Regions from separate parts of the Mus musculus genome. Here region 1 is linked to region 2. A link is a loop called in an ENCODE intact Hi-C map of the cell type or tissue named here. Cell type or tissue: gastrocnemius. All regions are shown on one strand. Each heading gives the region's core, and the rest is flanking DNA. Links, peaks and the distances in the headings are about the cores only. Region 1 overlaps Slc12a3 (solute carrier family 12, member 3). Region 2 has its middle 11 kb from the start of Herpud1.

Region 1 (2,911 bases), core at 262-2,761, 54 kb before region 2:
AAACTAGACAAAGCCAGCCTCTCACCCATGTAGCGGTTAGGTAGACTGGTCTCTGCTGGCTTTGACCGTTGATAAGTCCTTTCTCTGAGCCACCGTTTGCTCCGCTGTAGAGTAAGGGGCAGTGCATAGTTCGTAAGCCTCAGATGGGCAGAAAGAGAGCGTGTGGGAGGGCACAACCCCATACAGATGCACATACCCAAATATCTCCTAGTTAATGCAGCCGAGGATGCAGAATTCGAAAAAGAGAAGCGACTACCCTATAACGTGACAGTCCCTGCCCCACTCCCTCCCTTCCCCTCTTCCTCACCCCTCCCACCAACACCTTCCTGTTAGAGTTAGATCCCTGCTGCTCAGGTTGGTCCCATTAGTCACCCACCCATAAGACTTGCCCTAATAGTTTGGTCGCTATTGCCCAAAGGAAGATTCTAGATACTAGATCCTCCATCATATGAAGAAGTGGCTCACCTAGGAGACTGAGAAGTGAGTCGTCTGGCCTTCTCAAGATCCACCCCTGTCTCCTACTGCTCAGGCGCAGGCCCGATTCTTAGAGCTGTAGGCTTCTGGGTGGTACCTTTGGGCTGATGATTCTGACTTAGCCCAACTGAGGACTATGGCCCTAAATACTCAAGGGGACCTAATAAGATTATGTGAAGAAATACCTGTCCCCAAAGAGCTGCTTGTCTTTCTCTGGGCTCCCCAGAGAGACTCTAAGCTCAACATGCACACGATTATGTGAGTGTACTGGGGCCAGGGAGACAAGGGAGAGAAAGCCCACTGTGGACAGGACTGGGAAATGTTCTCAGGGGTCCTGGGTCACATTGACAAATGCATTCCTTACATTTATTTGAGATCAAAAAGTGTCATGGCCACTGTCCTTAGTCACCCAGTAGCCTGAAAAGGCCCATCCCCCTGTCTTCTACCTTCTAAATATTTTTATACATTTGTTATGGGGGAGCAGGAACACATGAGGGTCAGAGGACAGCCTGCAGGAGTCCCCTTCTTCCAGCATGGAAGGCCAGCAGGCTTGGTGGGCAGCATCGATGCTTGCTGAGTGATCTTGCCGGCTCTCTCCGTCTTCGTAAAAACTGACGCTAAGGTTTTCTAAGACACTGACCCTTGGAATTTCATGGGGCAAAGGACTCGCTTCCCAGATGAGAAGGTTGAGTTGACTGAGCATCCAGGCTTAGCTGTGCTAGGGACCATCTTGTGAGTGTGTGCCAGGCAGCTCCTGTGGTGGAGCCCCAACGTGTTGCCCCTCTCTCTCTGGGTCTTCGAAGCTGAACTTAACACCATCGCCCCCATCATTTCCAACTTCTTCCTCTGCTCCTACGCCCTCATCAATTTCAGCTGCTTCCATGCCTCCATCACCAACTCACCTGGTGAGCAGACTCTCTCCCAACCACAAAAAAGTGGGGAGGAACGGGGAGGGGTAGGGGGGAGACGGGGAGGCATGGTGGAGGTGGACAGCCTACATTTAAAACCACACGAAGGGAATCTTTGTACCCTAACAAAGCCAGCCATTCTTTACAGAGCATAGTGCATCCTTTACGGGGGATGGAGGTTGTTCTATAGTTCCACCCTTCACCAATTTCTCGGGTGTCAGAAGTCTTGATTGCTCAGAAAGGGATGAATTTCCTAGTCACGGAAGGTGTAGCTGTTTGTGCACAGATGACCGCTAGGGGGCGCTGTTTATACTGCAGCAATTTAATTGCATAGATTTTTGGAGTGGTGGTTCTGCTTCTTCGGCTGCTGCAAACCTTCTAGCAGATGGCAATAGAGAGCAGAGAAATACTTGAATCCCAGATCTTCAAAGGGCCTGTTATCCTGCCACTTTCCAGACAGAACACACTGTGCCTGGCACTCTTAGAGATGCACCATGGTACAGTGGTCACTAGAAGTGGCCCTAAAATAGCACAGAGCTAGGAAGAATCAAGTCCTCTTTTCATCCCTTTAATCTCCTGGGTTCCATAAGACCCTTGGGATCTGGTACTGTTGCTGATGTTGGGACTGTGTTTGACCAGGTCTGGATGTTTCCTTCCTGGTATAGCTTGTCACCATGGTGAAATAAATGCCCAACAGGCAAGATTGTGGTACTCCCTAGAGCCTTCCTACCCCACCCCGGGAGTTAAGGCTGGTGGGGCCCTAGAGGTAGTGGGTACAGGCCAGGACAGCAGCACCCGATTGTGGAAGCATGGAGATTGCTGTAGCTCTGGGAAGGAGAATGCTCCTGAGCATGCGCATGTGCACTGGCCTGGCCCCGCCCAGGATGGAGACCCTCCTTCCGATACTACAGCAAGTGGGCGGCGCTGTTTGGGGCAGTGATCTCGGTGGTCATCATGTTCCTGCTTACCTGGTGGGCTGCTCTCATTGCCATCGGAGTCGTCCTCTTCCTCCTGCTCTATGTGATCTACAAGAAGCCAGGTGTGTGGCCACTGACCCCTGAGGCCCCCAACTCCCTGCCTGGGTAGCCATGTAGCCTGGCAGGCCCCTCATCCCAGCTGGAGCCTGGCCTTGGCTTCACCCTCAAGTGGGACTCAGGCTGGCCTCTACCACAGCCTTCCTGAGCTCGGTGCTCAAAGGAAAATGCCCACTGAGAGCCAGATTTCTTCTGTCAGATTCCTAGAGGGGCTACTTGCTAATGTGTACATACAGGGCAGGGTGACCAAGAGTGACTGTGCAAAGGTGGGCACTGAGAAAAACTGTCTACCTGCATGAGGCAGGGTCCTGGATGGACTGCAGTCTGAGGGAGGTAACCGTAAACCTCTACATCTGAACATGGCCTTCTAGATGGTCACAGAGGTCTGCTTGTCTAATGGGAGTTCAACCCCTAGCTCCATGTCCTTGAATTAGGTGGCCATATATGTGGCACTTGGAGTCAGACTTGCACTCATTAGGAACAGAGATGCCACCT
Region 2 (2,911 bases), core at 225-2,724:
AAGATAGTTCTGCATGGTAGCTCCTGGAAAAGGACAGCTATTAGCCTAGTGTCTGTCTGGCTGTCTGGCTGTCTGGCTGTCTGTCTCTCTCTCTCTCGTATCCCAGCATCCCAGAGAGATAACAGTGGTATAGGGAACTCTTTCTTGTGGGCAGAACTTTAGGTAATGGCATCATATATTTGGGGGAAGAGAAATAGCCAGAATCACAAGTGTATACTGATTAGACCTTGTTCGTAATTATACTGTGGTGTATACTAATTATATTGTGGTATATGCTCATTCTGTATTGCTGGTTATGGGCTGAGGCTGGTAATTTAGTTGGTTGGGCAAAGACTCTGAAGGAACAGGATTGAGAAGCTGGTGGCAGGAGCCCTGGAAAGAGGCATGAGCAGGCAAGAGTTCATGGTACCTGTGCCCTGTGTGAATTCTCACTAAGGAGTGATCGCCACAAAAAGGCTTTTAGAAAGAGGATGGAGGGGGGATGTTAGGGGGACCTGCTTGTGGATACCAGTTAGGCTCCTTCCCTCACCCCCCCCCATCACCACCATTGTCCCAATGGCTCATGAACAAAGTATCAGGGTGACAGGGATGGAGGTCTTGCCTAGATTCAACATGAATTCTACTAATGGTGAACCTGCTCGCAGCCACTACTGAGCGCTCAGTCTGCCAGTCACAAAAGGATGGTTATCAAGCCCTTTGTTTCTGTGTTTGGAGAGCTGTCTTCTCTGCTCAGTGTTTGATGCCAATGCTATTCTGTCTTCATGGTATTCTGTGAAGCTCCACTTCTGATAAGGACCTCCTTCTCAGTACATGCAGGGGGCAGTGGGTCGACACTCAGTGGGATTTCCTGCCTTATCCTGTTCCCTGTTGCACTGGACCAAATAGTGTTCACTAAAATACATCCACATGGAGCCGGTGAACATGACCTGATTTGGAAATGGAGTATAAACAGAGATAATCTGGTTAAGATGACGTCATATTGGACAGCCTTCTAGGAACAGGAAAATCTGGACACTGGGAGGACAGTCTCATGAAGACAGGCAAAGACTGGACTTGCACTGTCGAATAATGCATCGCCAGCAGCACCCAAAGCCAGAAGGAGCAAGAAGTGGTCTTCCATGGAGATTTCAAGCATGGCCTGTCCCTGCTGATGCTATTTCACACTTACCGCCTACGCTGTGAGGACATATGCCTGTGTTGTCTTGCAATGGCTCCTGATGATTTGTTATGGAAGCCTGTATTCTGAAGCAGCTGGGGAGTGGCCTTCCGTGGACTCAGTTACAGTTACAGCTCCACCATGTGGCCATGCCTTGCAAAGTGGGGACAACGTCCACTAGGGTTGTATGCACGGAATCAAGCCAGGATGGAGAGTGACTCTGCCCTAGTGAAACCTTTGCACCTCGGCCCAGCATCTAGAGGGCATACATAGGTCATGTGGCATATATAAGATTCCTAGGACTTCATAAGAACCTCAACCCCCAAACCAGGAGGCCCGAAGACATTCTTGAGTTCTAGAGGCTTGGAGTCTGGATGTGTTGGCAGGTGCTCCTAGCAGGGTTCTGATGGAAAATCCATTCTGGACCTTTTAGTGTCCTAGCAACATGATGCTCTCTGGGTAAGTAGCTACACCACTCCCCTTCCTTGCTGTACCATCACCTGGCCCAGTCCCCTCCTCCTGTGCCTCTGCATCATCATGTTGTCTTTTAAGGCGATCAGACATTGGATTTAAAACTGAAAATGCCACTGTTTCCATAAAAGCACACACTCTGAGGTTCTGGGTGGATATAGATTAGTGTGTGATAAGTTCTGATCTGAGTGTGTCCCCCCCCCCTCATTTTCATGTTGAAAACAATCTCCAAATTTCATATATTGATGGTCTTTGGGGGTGACACCTTTGGGAAGTAGAGTTAGCTGAGGTCATGAGAGTGGGGCATTCTTGATGGGATTAGTGGCTTTCTGAAGTAGACCCCAGTTTATAGCTCCCCAGTTCTGTCCATGTGAAGGCCCTTCTCCATATTATTATGTAACCAAAGGCCCTCCTGACCAGGTGCTGGCACCTTGACATTGAGCCCCCTAGCTTTGCTGAACTGTGAGCTACAAAAACCTCTCTTCTTCACAAACTATCAGGTTGCATTACTCAATTTTAGCAACAGAAACAGACTAACGCAGGAGTAATTTAACTAATCAACTCACAACAGTGAGCAATGATTAACCTGGGTGCCAAGCATAACATGGCCTGGTTGCTTTGGGCTCCCTGTGCTTTTGCAGTGACAAGAAGGAAGCTACTATATTGGTTGGAGTAATAGATACTGGTGATTGAGAGGGAATTGGGCCACATGGCAGAAGCAGAGGGGAAGATGGGATATGGAAGCCATGTCTCCGTACTGTCTACTTTCCGAAGGGGCCATTGCATCTCAATTCAGGCAGGATTTAGAAAGAAGAACTGGATCTCCCTCAACAGGAAGTGAAGCCCCTGTGGCCATGGTGCTCCCTCAGCACAGGAAGGTGGAGGACTCGGTGGAGGACGAAGATGAAAGCACCGCCTGCAGTCATGTGGCCAGCTTCCTGTGAGCAATGCCATTGTCAAGTGCACCTCTTGTTTTAATGTGAATAGCTGGTGGGAACTTGTAGGTAACACATCCACGTCCCTCTGTTTCCCTCCCCCTCTTACCCTTTATCATCTAAGGTAAGATACTAATGAATAGTTGTAATTTATGCCCCAGAATTCTAAGCCCCAGGTTCTCAGGGAATGAAGCGGCCATTTTTAGGGACTCTGCATATCCTCCTGCAGAGGAGGTCTGCGTGTTGCTACTGCACAAGGAATAACTGTCATTTCTCTGGAGGTTAAGGATGGTCTAAGGAGATGTGTGTGAGTGTCAAGTTGACAAAAGAAACTGTACTGCTCCAACTC

Evidence for each region. Peaks named below come from ENCODE experiments on the same cell type or tissue, not always from the same donor. Only the 100,000 strongest peaks of a DNase experiment are listed, where the experiment ranks them.
Region 1: a loop joins it to region 2, with 10 times the contacts of the local background. A loop is called at or near these places in 30 of 42 quality-filtered maps.

What each region holds. Positions count from the first base shown.
Region 1 is chr8:94,341,749-94,344,659 of GRCm38, forward strand. It overlaps Slc12a3 (solute carrier family 12, member 3), which reads left to right. Exons shown (of 25, transcript NM_001205311.1): 13 at 1,278-1,379; 14 at 2,266-2,421. Among named protein-coding and RNA genes, the nearest start is that of Slc12a3, 14 kb to the left of the region's middle. In gastrocnemius, for the core only: a CTCF peak has its summit at 1,682 (motif pointing right); a DNase peak (open chromatin) is centred at 1,686; H3K27ac peaks cover 352 bases.
Region 2 is chr8:94,396,236-94,399,146 of GRCm38, forward strand. No RefSeq gene overlaps it. Among named protein-coding and RNA genes, the nearest start is that of Herpud1, 11 kb to the left of the region's middle. In gastrocnemius, for the core only: no CTCF peak of the experiment used is centred there; a DNase peak (open chromatin) is centred at 1,292; H3K27ac peaks cover 405 bases.